3 separate regions of the Homo sapiens genome follow, and regions 1 and 3 are each linked to region 2. Evidence: chromatin loops called from intact Hi-C (ENCODE). Cell type or tissue: IMR-90. All regions are shown on one strand.

Region 1 (5,000 bases), 250 kb before region 2:
TCAAAATATTACTACTCATTAGCAATGCACCTGGTCACCTAAGAGATCTGATAAAGGTGTACAAGGAGATTAATGTCATTTTCATGCCTGCTAACACAACATCCATTCTGTAGCCCATGGATCAGGGAGTAATTTAGATTTTCAAGTCTTATTATTTAAGAAATGCATGTCTATAGCTGCCATACATAGTGATTCCTCTGATGGATCTTGGCAAAGTAGATTGAAAACCTTTGGGAAAGGATTCACCATTGTAGATGCCATTAAGAACATTTGTGATTCATGCAGGAGTGGCCAAAATATCGACATTAACAGCAACTTAGAAGAAGTTGATTCTAACTTTCACAACTGACTTTGAGGGGTTCAAGACTTTAGTGGAGGAAGTAACCACAGATGTGGTGGAAACAGCAAGAGAACCAGAATTTGAAGCGGAGCCTGAAGATGTGGCTGAATTGTTGCAATCTCATGATAAAACTTGAACTCATGAGGACTTGATTCTTAACGATGAGCAAAGAAAGTGGTTTCTTGAGATGGAACCTACTGCTGGTGAAGATGCTATGAACATTGTTGAAATTACAAGGAACTTAGAATATTCCATAAACTTAGTTGATAGAGCAGCAACAAGGTTTGAGAGGATTCGCTCCAATTTTGAAAGAAGTTCTATGGTGGGTAAAATGCTATCAAAGAGCATCACATACTACAGAGAAATCTTGTGTGAAAGGAAGAGTGAATTGATGGGTCAAACTTCATTGTTGTCTTATTTTTAAAAATTGCCACAGCCACCCCACCTTCAGCAACCATCACTCTGATCAGTCAGCAGCCGTCAGTATCGAGGCAGAACCCTCCACCAGCAAAAGATTATGATTCACTGAAGGCTCAGATGATCATTAGCAATCTTTAGCAATAAAGTATTTTTCATCGAAGTGTGTACTTTTTTTTTTTTTTGAGACCGAGTTTTGCTCTTGTTGCCCAGGCTGGAGTGCAATGGCACGATCTTGGCTCACTGCAACCTCCGTCTCCCTGGTTCAAGTGATTCTCCTGTCTCAGCGTCCTGAGTAGCTGGGATTACAGGCACCTGCCACTATGCCCGGCTAATTTGAAGTATGTACTTTTTAAAGACATACTACTATTACATGCTTAATAGACTGCAATATAGTATAGCATAACTTTTATATGCACTGGGAGGCCAAAAATGTTGTGAGAGTCACTTTACTTCAATATTTCAATATTCACTTTATCTTGGTGGTCTGGGACAGAACCCACAATATATCCAAGGTATGCCTGTAGATAACCAGGAGTTAAATTGCTAAGTCTTAAGGTATGTGAAGGTCTAACAGGGCTTATTTCAAAAGCCAGATGGTGCCATAGAAAACCACATGGTGAAATTACTGCACAAATGTGTGACCAATGAAAATAGAGTTGTATAAAGAAGAGTTTGGACAAATTCATCTTGTCCTGTGATTAAACCATCCCTCTTGTCTTTTATGCCAGCTTATGCTGCAACCTTTAAAAATTCCTTGATGGGCTCCTCTTTGTCAGCTTCCCTTCTGGCTCTGCACTGGATCCTGTGTTACATCATGGACTATTCCTGTCTGCCAAGTGTGGCCTCTCCAGTTCCCAGAAGATACCCAGGTTCTATTTCTGCTTGCTCTTTTGTTCCCAGTTCAAATCAGATGCAATATTCTAAGCTGGAAGAAATCTGGTAGATCTTAGCATTCCACACCTTTGTTTTACTTTGAGAAAGCTAAAGTTCAGGGAGGTTAGCTGACATACCTAGCACTTGGTAGAATAAGATTTCCATCCCGAGTCTGTCTTCCTCCAAAGCTCATGCTTCTTTGATGGAGTTTGGCTCTGAAGTCATGGAAGAATGAGGTGACCTTGTAAAACAGTGCTGATGTGAGGATGGGTGATCTTACTGAGTTCTGGAGCTGGAACTCCAATCTTTAGAGTTCTAGATGAGATGGAACAACTTACATAGAAATGTGAGAAAGAACAGGTGGTAAGGTAGAAGGAGAGAGTATGGTGTAATGGAAATCATGCCATAAAACACAAATCTACTCTCAAATCTTTCAGAGAAGAGAGCATTGCTTAAATGAAGGACATCAACTGTGTCTTATGCTGAAAGAGGTTGAGGAACATGAAGCCAGAGAGGTGACCATTGGATTGGTAACATAGCGGGCCTTGCTAGAAGCAGTTTCAGCAGAGGCAGAGTTGTGGAGACAAAAGTCAGAGCAGAGTGGGTTAAAAAATGAGGACTTCCAACTTTAAAATGAGATTTTTAAATTAAAATAAATAAAAATATTTTGATAAGTTAAGATGTTTTCCCCTTTCTTTCAAAAAACCAACCCCAAACCAGGAAAACTTGAAACAAAAGCACAAAGACCATCTTTGAGGAAACTGAGAAATATTTAAACCATAAAAACACCACATATAAGAATAGAAGGGAAGGAAGAGTGGCAAATGATATGGCACTGTGGAGAAAAGTCAAATATAATCCTGTGGAAGGAAATACTGAAGATGAACAAACCATGTAGCCTTGTAGAATCCTAGAAAGCTCAAAACCTGGATATTGCAAAAGGCAAGGAAGGGTTAGAGAGTGAAAACTGGAATATTGATTGTTTAAAAGCTCTTCAACCTTCAGAACCATCCCTCCTTCCCACTAGAGTTTGAAAATTACCCCTTATTTACCTCCACCAGAGAGGAGAAGCATATTTTCTGACAAAATTGCACAAGAATGGTTTCATAGTCAGGGACACCAGGCACAGAGAAATTATAGAGACATCTGCAAAACAAATGTTGCTACTTCCAGCCTTCTTCCTTGTCCAATTTCAGACTTAAAATCTAAGAAAAGAGTTTGAAAACTACTTCTCTGTAGAAATAAATGTCTTAGAGGGAAAAATACATACACATAAAATGATATTTGAGAGTCTTCAACAACAACAAAAAACAACTGCCAAAAAAAAAAAAAAAGCTGGTCATTCATCAATTGGCATGCCCACCATGCATGCAGAGCTTCCAACAAGGCTTTTAGTCTCATTCATTTGATATGGACAGACAGCCAAAGATCACTAAACATTTGAAGAAGGACTCCACCAGAAAAGACAAGGAGTGAGGAGACAAGTTTCAAGAAGCTGTGTCATATAGAGAGATGTGAATAAATAGGTCAGTAGCTAGAGGGAGATGTGGGATCAAAGAGGACTTTAAAAAATGTTTTTAAGATAAGAGATACTAGAGTGTATTTGTATGCTGGTAATCAGCATCTAGTATTTTTCTTTCTGATTTGAGACAAATGTGTAGTCACAAACATTTAGAAAAGAACTGTAAAGTATGTCTGCTTCTGTTTATGATATTCAGAGATGTGAAAAGCCTTCATTTCCATGGTCAACCAGAAAAGCCCAGACAAAATAAAATTCATATGTTTCCGTGAGGCTAGTAGAGATGCAGGAAGCACTGATTAACTGAATTAGAGAGAAACAAACCCTTTATATAATAGCTAAGCAGAGAAGGTTCTGCAGAAGCTTCCATACTTAAAGGTGGATGCGTGGTCTAGGTTTGGGTAATTGGAGGAGTGGGTCTGCCATAGACAGACACTCTGCAGGGATAAGGAAAAGTCAGCTGAGTCTTACATAAACATGTGTGCCAGAAGGAGGCTTTAGAATCTGAAATGAAAAAGAAATATCTCAGCCTAAGTTATCCCCCCTCACCCACATTTCTGCATTTTTCCAAGAAAGCAGCAGTGGAGGAATTGCCTGCAGAGTAGAGATAAATCACATAATTAGGTGGATTCTCATTGTGCTTGGATTCTGGAGTCCTACCAGAGTGAAATACAAAGGTCAAGCAAAAATATCTGAAGCTGCACCTAGCCATCTACCAATTCAAATACTGAGAAGATCACAAAGGCAGGGCAGGGCAAAAGTCCAGGAGTTGGCCTAATAACAGGGAACATGAATCTAACAAAAGGTGCAGCCCAGCCCAAGCTCACCCTGACTCAAGGAGGAATCTAATGATCAGCCCCTCGCCCTAGCTCACAAAGAATAAAAGCCTTATGCTCTGCAGTGAGTAAACAACACAAATCAATATTATACCGAAGTCTCCACTGCTTTTTTTATACTCAGTGACTGAAATGTAAACTGTTATGAAAAATGGGAAGAAGCAGAGGAATATTACTCACAATAAAGAAAAACATAGTTAATAGAAACAAACCACAGATGACTCAGTTATTTGAATTAATGGACAGGGACTTTTAAGCAACTATTATAAATAGGTTAAATAATTTACAGGAAAAGGTGAATACAATGGGGGGGAAGATATGGGTGATCAGAAATTAAAAAAAGAAAACTCAAAGAAAGAACCAAGTGAAAACTGTGGAACTGAAAGATACATTATTTGAAATAAAAAATTTATCAGATAGGTTTAAAACCAGATTGAACACCACAGAAAAGGGATTAATAAGTTTAAAAACAAGTGAATAGAAATATCCAAACTGAAAGACAGAAAGGGAAAAGTCTGAGGGCTGGAGGGAGAAAATGAACCAGTCCTGTGACTTATGGGAGAATATCAAGTGATCTATACTACTTGATAACATGTATTTGTGTAATTGGAATACCAAACGTGATCCACACACAGATCCAAGAAGCTCAAAGAACCTCAAGCAGGACAAATGCAAAGAAAGCATCACCTAAGTGCATCATAGTCAAATTTCTGAAAAATCTAAAAAGCGGCCAGAGGGAAGGCAGGAAAGATATATTAAAGAGAAGCAACATTAAAAAAATAACTTACTTTTTATTAGGAAAAAAAAATGCAATCCAGAGAATGAAGGTCCAATATCTTTAAAGAGATAAAAGAAAAAAATCAACTTAAAATTCTATATCCAGTTAAAATATTTAAGGCAGAATTAGACATTTTCAGAAGGGGGAAAATGCCTAAGAGAATCATCAGCAGCAAATCTGCGCTATTAAAAAAAATGCTAAAGGAATTCTTTAGGGTGAAGGAAAATGATACCA
Region 2 (5,000 bases):
GAAAGTGATGCTGTAGCTTGGACCCAAACCTGGAGAATTTTTAAACTCTGCATAAGCTGTACTTCAAGGATCCAGCAGTTTACTTCCATATGAGTTGATGCCTAAATTCACCCCAGAGTCAGATTTGCCCTTTTCTAGGAAAACCATCTTGAGTGAAGCAAATGCCCACATTATCCCTGAAGGTAACTGCGAAGCCTCCAGGAATCTGAACGCAGATGTTCCAGGCAGACATGAGTGCTGCCTGATCTGAGGGTGGGTGGAGGGAAAGGAATGCACTGAGCTCCCGACATCCCCCCGTGCGCGGCTGATACCCGAGTGCGCTGATAGCAGCTGTGGCTCTGTGGAGCGCAGCCTGCAGGGCCCAGGGTGGGGCTGTCGCTGAGGGTGGGGCTGCTGTCGCTGAGGATGGGGCTACTGTCCCTCTCTCTCTCCGCAACTGGATGAACCCCACTGTCAAGTGTCCTAGGCACAGACAGACCAAGGCACAGAAATGAGAGGATCTGAGTCCCGGGCTGCAGGAAAAAGGAATTTCCTCTTCTCTTTGGGCCCGGGGACAAAGTAAAGGCTGTCCCAAAGGTGAATGGAAGTCCTCATCCTCTCTCCTGAATATAGAGAGCAGGTAGAACCCTCTCTCTGGGGGAGAGATGATGGCAGCTACAACTCTGCGGGGGGTCCCCATCTCCCCAAGGATGCTCCTATGGCCCTAGTAGCCACCACCCTGGGAGGTGGACTGCACCTCACTGCCCTGTGCTTGTCCAAGCCTCCAGGACGGTCCTGCTAAAAATTTCAGCCTGATCTCAGCTGCGTTACAGGGCCTTGGAGAAAAGCCTCCTCATCCCCTTGCCCAGAATACCAGAAGGGACAGCAGCGTCCCTCTTCCAGCCCAGGGCAGCCACGTGCTGACACGATGCAGAGGCCAGAGCCCAGAGCCCTGGACCACACACGACCAGTTCTTCTAAGACAGCAGGCTGAGCAAGGCCTGGGGAGTTGAGGCATGCTGCAGCAAGGGGTGGGGGGGGGGGGGGCGTTGGAGGTGAGGGTCCTGAATGGGCAGGTGGCATGTGAAGTGGATTGAAATGGGAGCTTATATTAGCAGGTGGCTGCTGAGGGTCACATGTACTGGTCAAGTCATTGCAAGCTGGTCAGGCACTGGGGTGGGCAATGGGTGGGGCAGTCAAGACTGAGGCATGGTCAACCCATTTCTGCCTGCAGTTTTGTGTGGCTGGGACATCCCACTGGCATCTCCTAGCCCAGCTCCTTTCGGACAGCTCTGCAGTCAGACCTCAGACAAGCTGCCAGTGGGGGTTAGCGGGAGACCTGGCCACCTGAGAGGCTGCGCGACTTCCCTTTCTCTACCAGGGCCGTCGCTCCTGGAGCAAGAAGCCGGCATAAGTGGGACCTCGAGGTCCAAAGCGACCTCAACATCAAAGAATTCAGCACTGTTTTGAATAGCCTGAACCAGCTTCCAAATCAATGCAAAATCCACTCACCTAGGGGCCTCGTCTTAGCTTAGCCCTTGTCACCCCCAGCCCGGGACCCTGAGGCGACAGCAGCTCACCTTAGAGACACCAACATTCTTTTCTGGTCCCTAATGCGCTGTGGACAGGGAAACAACCCAGCCTCGCTGACCTCAGCCATCTTCCTGTGCCAAAAAAAAGGAAAGGAGCCAAAAGGAAGAGAGGCGGGAGAGACCACATTTTAAGGAGAAAGATATTTACAGATAGGCTCCCTCTCCTGCCTTCAACCCCTGAGCTATAAAGCCTTGAAACGTTGCAATTTGCAATCAAATGTCAGACACAAAACCTTCTGGCTGGAGATGCAGCCGTGCCAGCTTCCTGAATTCTCTCCTCAATGTCGGCTGCGTGGGGATTTAAACTCATTTAAACTGGTGGGCCTGGGACCGGCTGTATCCATCAAAAACCAGGAAGGGGAGCCGGCGCGGGGCGTGCACAGCTGTAGGAGGGCTCTCTGTGTGCGAATCCAGGCCCTGAGTTCGCACGCCCACCTGGGGCGGTGGTCCAGCCGCCAGGAACCCGCTTCCCAGCCGCTCCCCCTCACGCAGGAAGCCGGGACTCTGGGCGCAGCTCTCCCGGACCACGGCCACGTCCTGGCTCCAGCTACGGAGGCAGAAAGAAGCCACAGAAACCTAAAGGACAGGAGGGGAAACTGAGCTTTCCGCGTGGGTGCGGCTGCCCTTGACACCCGCTTGGGGGCTCCGGAGGGGGAGGCAGGGCGGCCCCGCGCTGAGGGTGGAAGCGTGAACATCCGAGCAGAGAGAGCGGGGAGGGGCCGTCCGGAGAGATGCCCCGCTGGCCCGACTGTGGCCCCCGGGAAAGACGCCGGTCCCGTGAGCACCGCCCCTTCTGTTGTCTCCAGACGCCCCGCTGGGATCACTGCGCGCCGCCGCAGCTTCCCCACTACCCGTTCCAGAGCCACACCCTGGGGTGCGGCCGACACAAGATACCGCAAGGCCGGAGCCCCTCTGCGACCCCTACTTCCGAAGGCCGGGCCCCGGGCGCCTGCAGCCTCTTCCGCACCCGGCTCGGCCGGCGGGTCTGGGGCTCCCGGCACAGGTGGAGGTGGTGGCAGGTAGGAGGCGCTGCGGGGACACTACTGTCCCTGCCCTCCAGACGGCGCCCCGGGACGGCTGTGCCCCCAGGGCCTAGAAAAGTGCCTGAAGCTCAAGGGCCGCTCTCTGAGGGAGAGGGGACCGATCTGAGTGAGATCAGGGAGCGGGCAGAGGGGCTTGGAGGGGACCAGCCCAGAGCACCCCCACAGGGTGTCCCTTGGGTCCTGCCCTAGACTGCGCTGGATGGATTCTGCACACCCCACATTCCAGCCTCCCAAGACCATTGATGCCCTGTGTTTGCAGGCATGGCGCGCCCCGCAGAGCGAGAAATGTAAGGAAGGGCACAGGGCCGAGACGCGTGGCCGCCCCTTAACTGCGCTTCCTCTCGACTCTCGGGGGCTTCGCGGCGTCTGTGCTCATTCAGGCTGGGAAGGCGCTGCCCCCGTGTGGCCGCTGCCCGTCTCCGCAAGGCTGTCGTGTGGGGCGCTCCTCTGCTGTGACCAGCGCGGTTTGTGTGATTCCGCTCCCCCGCTCACACCCACCTGTTTCAGCACTGTTTTAAATAGCCAGAACCAACTTCCTAATCAATGCACCTGGGGTGGATACGGCGCGGGGGTGGGGGTCACAGTAACACCACAAAGTAGCATTTTTCTGGTTCGGCTCCACCTGGAGAACTGTGGGTTCTGCGGACCCCCGAAAATTCCAACCAATTACCAAGTAGTTCAGAAGTTCCAGGAGTCTGGGCCACTGTGGCGGTCGCCATCTTCTCCTGCTGAGGGGCTGAGGTGCCCATTGCTGTCCCTCTCTTCCCGGTGCTCTCAGTGCTGAGCTCCAGCATGCCCCTGTGGAAGGCCCTGCCACAAAGCCTGGCTGCTCCACGCTCCCTGACTCGGCTGTCCTCAAATCCCCCTTCCCCTCTGACAGCCAGTGGTTTCTTTACATCAACTAGGTGCCCCCAAGGTTAGACTTTCCAAGGAAGACCCCGCTCCATTTACACGGTGGTTTCGTTTTACATTTTTAAGCAACAGTTCTCTCAGATATTATTAACAGAGAAAGCATCGTTTGGGTATAAAAGAAGAAGGCCGAGAATGAGGACATCTAGACCCCAGCTGTGGTGTTCTCCAACCAGCGCTGTGCTCCTGGGGGTCTCTCTGGTGGCTCTGTTTAACAGGGGGTCACCTGCTGAAATAGATGGCTGTGGTGTTCATGGCAGGGGATATGAGGATCTTTTAGTGCAGAAGAAAGTTTAGTGGAAAGGAGATGGTGGAGCAGTGAATGAGAGAGTGACCCTGTGGTATGTGGTCCCAGCCCCACTCAGTGCAAGAACTGAGCCTGGTAATACCTCAGGAGCAGCCGCTGTGGGGTGACCAGCTTGCGGGGCAAGGCATGGGCCCTGAGGAGAGGGCACAACAGGTGCAGACGATTGCTAACCCAGACCCGCAGAAGACGTAATGGGCTTCTTCCTAAACACACACGCAAACTCCTGGGGACTTTGATAAATGCCTGTGGCATTTGGAGTGGTGGAGGAGGACACCAATGTCCTGTCGTTATGAAGGACCCCAAAGCTGGGGGAATTAAGCCAAAATATGGACCCACAGATTGGCTGCTGCTGGCGATATTCACAGGAGGTCATGCAGATTCTGTCTGGGATCATTGGAGTCCCGATGCCATGTCTACCTACATCATGCACGTGTGACACCCTTGGAGTAGAACCAGTTTATTCACAGGGTAACCCTGGCAGTGGCATCTGTAGAGAATTCTGGAGCTTGCAGCTGGGAGGGACCCTCAGTACTCCCTGCTGGCTCTGGAGACCCCAGAGGACAGTGAGGGGGCAACAACTGAGAGGACCTCCTAGGCTGCTCTGAGCTCCTGGGCAGGTCTAGAGAGGTGGCTGGATGTTCCAGAGGGAGGAAAAGGCAAGTGGCTTTGCCCAAGCTGGCTGGCATTTCTGGTCACTCTGTGTCCCTAGAGAAATGCCTGAGAACACTCAAAGTCCTTAGGTCAGACCCAACATGTCTAAAAAGACGGAGTCTTCCTGGAGACTATGGGGAAACTATGGAGAGGAGGGTCACAGGGATTATGTCAGATGTGCCAGAATCTGGGATACAGGCACACAAGCTGGGTCGGTGATTCCTGAAGCCAGGTTACCCTGGCATTTCCAGTGACACGATCCAGTTCTAAGTCCCCTTTTGTGCTTCAGTTCCATAGAGTAGGGTTTCTGTTACCCATAACCAGAGGAGTCCTCTCACAATACAGGATTTGTTAAGTCTCCACACATAATTAGATATGGGCTAACAGGAAGTGGACATCTCAGGCAGTGGTAATCTGAAGGCTGCGGTGCCACTCAGAGAGGTGTGGTAGGTGCTGTGCAAGTTGTATTGGGAGTGTGAACTGAATTACTGTGGCAGTGTCTACTTCTGAATGCTGGGTG
Region 3 (5,000 bases), 110 kb before region 2:
AGGTAGAACGATTTTTTTAATGTTTATTTTCTCGTTTGTCAATTGGTTTGACTTGGCTCATTTTTCCACTGGATATTTTAGTGTTGGTTTCCTGTGATCATTTTCTTAACCCATCTTCATTCATATATTAATCAAATGTTTTGAAAGCCTACTATGTATCAGATCCTGTGCTTGCATTAAGTATGTGGTACTTAATCCTTATGACATTTAAAGTCTAACCATGTAATATATGTCCAAAGTTTTTTCTAGTTTGCCATTTACCTTTTAACTTTTTAGAAATATATTCAAGTTTTCTACAATTTTACAGTCAAATCTATAAATATTTATGATTCCTGCCTTTTGTTTCAAATTTAGAGAAGCCTCCCCTACTTCAAGAGAACATACATTTTCACAAAAATTTTCTTCCACACTTCCACCCCCTCGGTCTGTTTTTGATGGTAATGCGAATTGTCACCTTTTCTGCATCTTCCTGAGTATTTTAGTGTAGATTTGGGAAAGGCTCCTTTGGAAGCTATGGGCCATATGTTATATTAAATGAGAAGTCCTAGAAAATTATCTTGAATGCCTTGAAGTGGATGTATTAATAGAAAGTGACTTGGATTTACTCTGGGCCATCCCATTGAACAGAGCTAGCCCCATAGGTAGAAACAATGGGGAAACAAATTTCATCAGAAAGAATTGAAGGATGCAAGTTTCAACAACACAACGGGCTGCCCCAGAGACTAATGCTCCAGGTAACTAATGTTACCAAACACGGATAAGACAAATTAACCACTAGGCCAGGACACAGGGGATTCCTGTAGCAGATCAATGGTTCTCAAACTTGAGCATCAGAATCACCTAGAAGGTTTGTTAAAGCACAGCTTGCTGAACCCATGCTCGGAGTTTCTGATTCAGAAGTTCTGGGGTGGAGCCTGGGAATTAGCATTTCTAACAAACTCCCATGTGATGCTGATGCTGCTGGTCTGGGGATTACACTTTGAAAACCAGTAAGATAAGGAACCAAACAAACTTCAGAGTACCTCTCACCCTGAGAGTCTGGGGTCCTAGGCAATATTTCTATACTGCTTTGGCCACCAAGCCGCCCCTTTTCTATATTTCTCCATAGAGCACCTATTGACACAACTGGAGAATAACTAGTCTACCTTAAATCTAAATATTAAGCCTCAGTGAGTTGTGAAGAAATCTCCCATCTTCACATATTCTGTTCCTAGATTACTAATTTCAAACACAGAAACATAAGGGAATTCAGAGATCAGAGCGTGGACTCCAGTGGTTTTCAATGTGTTTGCACATTGTTATCACCTAGAGAGCTTTCAAGGTCCCCCCCTAAAGGTTCTGTTTAATTGTTCTGTGATGAGGTCTGGGCACTTATAGGATCACCTGGGAATCACAAAGCCTCCCCAGGTGATTCTAATGGGCATCTAAGGTTGAGAAGCAGTGAGGTGGTCCAATTCCCTCTTTTTCACTCAGGGCAGCATCTTCTCTTTCCTTTTTGAAACAATTTAAAGGCAACTCCCCATGTTCCTTCAGAAACCCCAAGAGTAAGATAGGCTGATCACACTCTTCATGGGCTTTTAACAGTCCCTTTCCTATCAGGAAGATGGTTAATCTAGACTGAGGCTGCCATGTCATTGCTACTGCTTGAGTAAAGAAGATGGAAAAGAGAAAATAGAACTCAGCCTCATATGTCTTTTCTGGATGGAATTCAATCATCTACCAACCAGCCTGAGCCCTCCCCAGTCACTTTTACTCCAAATCGAACTCCATCCCACTTCACGTGCTCCCAGAGAACCCACTGGGTTTGGATGTCATCTGTTTTCAGATCTGGCATCAGGAGGCCGGTACATTCCATTACTATCTGCAAGAACAAAATACTAAAGCTCACTCAGGGCTTGTTTTGCAAGCCTGGATCTCCTTGCAACCAGAAGAGACCCAGGGAAACACACACGTAAATGTACATAAACAATGTTTGAAACTCATCTGAAGCCTCAGAGGTTGTGAAATCCTCCCCAGCTGTTTCCAATAAGGGCGTGAGGCCAGTCACATGGGCACCATGTCTCCCTACTGTCGCAGAGGCGAGAATAGCCTGGGCAGGTTATCCTCCAGGAGAGAGGTTATCCTCTGCCCAGTCCTTCTAAAGCAGATAAGCCTCCTGTAGCAGGCCTCAGAGAAAGTGTCTGCACTCTTGCATTCTCTCTCCTCTCTTCTCTCTCCTTCACATTTCCTGCATTCCCTCTTTCTTCTAACCCCTTTCCTTTTTTTCTTTTCCCTGTTCACTGCCAATTTCTAAGGCCTGCCATGGCTGCTTTCCCTCAACAAAAACCAATTGCACTCCCACTAAGAATCCATTTCTGGGCTGAGCACTAGGGATATCCATTAGCAGAGGACTAAACTCTGGCTTCCAGGAGTTCATGTATGTATGTATGTATGTATGGTGTGCAAGAGAAGAGAGTGTCATGCACTGTATGAACTGCAAATGTTTACAGAAGCATAAACCCATTCACAGTAACTTGGGGTAATGATGATCTCCATTTTAAAGAACAGAAATTGAGGCTCAGGGAAAATTACTAACTTTTCCAAGGACACACAGCTGGTAAGGAGGTCTGGGGCTTGAATTTAGGACTTTCAGACTTGAAAGTCAACACTAGGGATTCCTGAACTCCTTCATGCATTCAACCCATAGTTGTTAGATGTCTTCTAAGAGCCAATGAGCACTGTATTAGTGCTTGATATTCAAGATTAATGAATGAGCCCTGTCCCTGCCCTCGAGGAACAGGGACAAACAGGAAGCTCCCAAACACTGCCTGGTGTGAAAGGCTCTGTGATGGAGCTGAGCACATGAGGTGTGGGAGCTATACCCAGGAAAGGCATCTCACCAGCCTTGGAGTCCAAATGCCTTCTTGAATGGACATTTAAGCTAAGACAAGAAGGGGGAATGGAGTTGGGGAGGTAGAATATTCTAGTGACAGGGAAGCTTGCATACAGATCTGCAGGTGAGACTGTGGCTCCTTCAGGGAGACACAAGGAGCAGGGTACAGAGGAGGACAGAGTGGGAGGCACTGAGAGGAGGGACTGTGGTGAAGAGGAACCTGAGTTGCCGGCCGTGGGAGCCTGCTCTGCCAGCCTGACGAGGCTGTACTCCACCCTGAGGACAGTAGAGACTTACTGCAAGAGTTTTAAGCAGAGGCGCAATCGGATGTGCATTTTAGAAAGGTCGCACTGGCTGCAGTGTGGACATAGCGGCAGTGAGAGAGGCTGGCACCCTGAAGTGCAGAGTGGTGGGCAAGGAAGACAGCTTGGATTCACAAGATATTGAGCAAATAATCACAGATTTGGTAACTGCCTGGGTGTAGAGGATGAGAGGGTAGAAAGTGTGAAGGAGGACCTCCAGGATTTGGCCCAAGCGACATTGCTGACTGTGCTGCCTGCCATTCACCAGGATGAGGACAGCTTTGCGAGGGAAGATGAGGACGTCACTTTTTAACTTGTGGAGTTCACAGTGCCTGTGGGACATCCAAACAAAAAGGACCTGCAGCAGGTCAGGACCAGGGGGAAGCATGAAGGCATCTAGGGCAGGAACTCTCTGGGTTGCTCACTGTCAGGGTTGTGTGAAAGTAGGGACCTGCGAGTACATGCCTCCTTAAATTTTGTGCCCTAGACACCTCGCATGCCTCACCCTAGTCAGGGGGCAGTTTTGCTCCAGTGAGAGTTTTGGGCTGCAGGCAAAGATCTGAGAGTCATTGGCCATGGCAGTTGAGACCAATGTGACTAGAGGGGAAACCAGGGAGAGGGGTAGAGAGAAGAAGTTAAGCACTGAACCCTGAGGGTCACATCCTTTAAGTCAGGGTGGAGAAAAGAAATAGAGCAAGAAGACGACTAAGAAGGACCAGCCAAGAGAAAGAGAAGTTGTAAGAGGAAAGTCTGGGGTCATGGAAGCCAAGGGAAAATAATACATTATGGAGGAGGGTGGAGTGTCAAGTGATGGGAAATTAAGATGCAAACTGAGAGCAATCATCTAATAAGATTAGCAGTAAGGAGGTTATGGTGCCCTTAGTGACCCGAGCTCTGTGGGATGATGGGGTTGGGAGCAAAGCTTAACAAACAATGGGAGGGAGAGCCAAGGCAGTAGCTGGAGGAGATCTAGAATTGGAAAGAGTTCTTTGTCTTAGTAAGACTTGAGCGTGATTAAGTGCGTGTGGCAGAGATCCAGTAGAGGAAGGGGTTGAAGACAAGAACTCACTGTTAGACTGCAGGAACTCTTAGGAGAAGGGGTTGGAGGGCTTAGGAGGAAGTGCCAGTCCTCCTTAGTGACATGGGTTGTAGATCCCAGGTATGAGTGAGAGGGCAGGAAGTGAGGACATCCCTGTGGGAAGTGATGGGCTCTGTTCTCCCTGTGATGTGGCTGGAGGAGTGGAGGAGCTGGAACTGGAGCTCCTGGAAACAGCCACACCTTGGGAACCCCATTGCTCCTATGCTGGCAGCACTTCTCCACATTCCAGAGTGAATGTCTCAGGATTAAATAAAATGGTAGGTATAAATAATTTGAAAAGATGGGAGCTTATTTTCTTCCCTTCCTTCTCCCTGAAAACTGCCATTGATTTCAGAGAATTTTAATTACCTCTTAACCTGTAGGAAAAACTTTTTCTCAGAATTATTTTATGTTCAAACCAGCAATGACCAAAAGAACCAAGTTATCTACATATTGAAGTCTTACATGAAAGTCGTTTTTCTTGCACAATAAACAATTAAGTTTACATTAGCTCTTTATGTTGTGTAAATGGACATCTTCAGAATTCCTATCTGACACCAGGTATAAGGTCCCAACAGATCTGGAGGGAAAGTCTCCTGACCTTTTATAAATTTTTGTAAGAAACGGATCATTTTAAGAAAAAGGAAGAAAAAAGAGCAAATTATAGGAAATGTTCCTAGAGGGTGTGATTTATTCTGGCACAGCCATCTTCCCTGGATGTTTGAATTCTCTGTAGTATTCATTCAGT

What was found. Hi-C counts contacts between places; a loop is a spot of excess contacts. Peaks named below come from ENCODE experiments on the same cell type or tissue, not always from the same donor. Only the 100,000 strongest peaks of a DNase experiment are listed, where the experiment ranks them.
Region 1: it touches region 2 in a loop (11-fold over the local background); 3 of 110 quality-filtered maps call a loop at or near these places.
Region 3: it touches region 2 in a loop (2.6-fold over the local background); 5 of 110 quality-filtered maps call a loop at or near these places.

Annotation. Positions count from the first base shown.
Region 1 is chr2:69,058,554-69,063,553 of GRCh38, forward strand. The region is part of intron 3 of ANTXR1 (ANTXR cell adhesion molecule 1); the gene reads left to right. Among named protein-coding and RNA genes, the nearest start is that of MIR3126, 43 kb to the right of the region's middle. In IMR-90, no CTCF peak of the experiment used is centred here; no DNase peak of the experiment used is centred here.
Region 2 is chr2:69,304,544-69,309,543 of GRCh38, forward strand. No RefSeq gene overlaps it. Among named protein-coding and RNA genes, the nearest start is that of GFPT1, 80 kb to the right of the region's middle. RefSeq lists enhancers at 1,570-2,309, 2,795-2,844 and a silencer at 2,415-2,564. In IMR-90, CTCF peaks have their summits at 2,608 (motif pointing right), 3,020 (motif pointing left) and 4,518; a DNase peak (open chromatin) is centred at 2,988; H3K4me3 peaks cover 923 bases; H3K27ac peaks cover 2,089 bases.
Region 3 is chr2:69,198,334-69,203,333 of GRCh38, forward strand. All of the region lies in intron 17 of ANTXR1 (ANTXR cell adhesion molecule 1), which reads left to right. It overlaps LOC124906019 (a long non-coding RNA gene), which reads left to right. Exons shown (of 2, transcript XR_007086799.1): 1 at 1-5,000. Among named protein-coding and RNA genes, the nearest start is that of MIR3126, 97 kb to the left of the region's middle. In IMR-90, no CTCF peak of the experiment used is centred here; a DNase peak (open chromatin) is centred at 1,958; H3K27ac peaks cover 1,862 bases.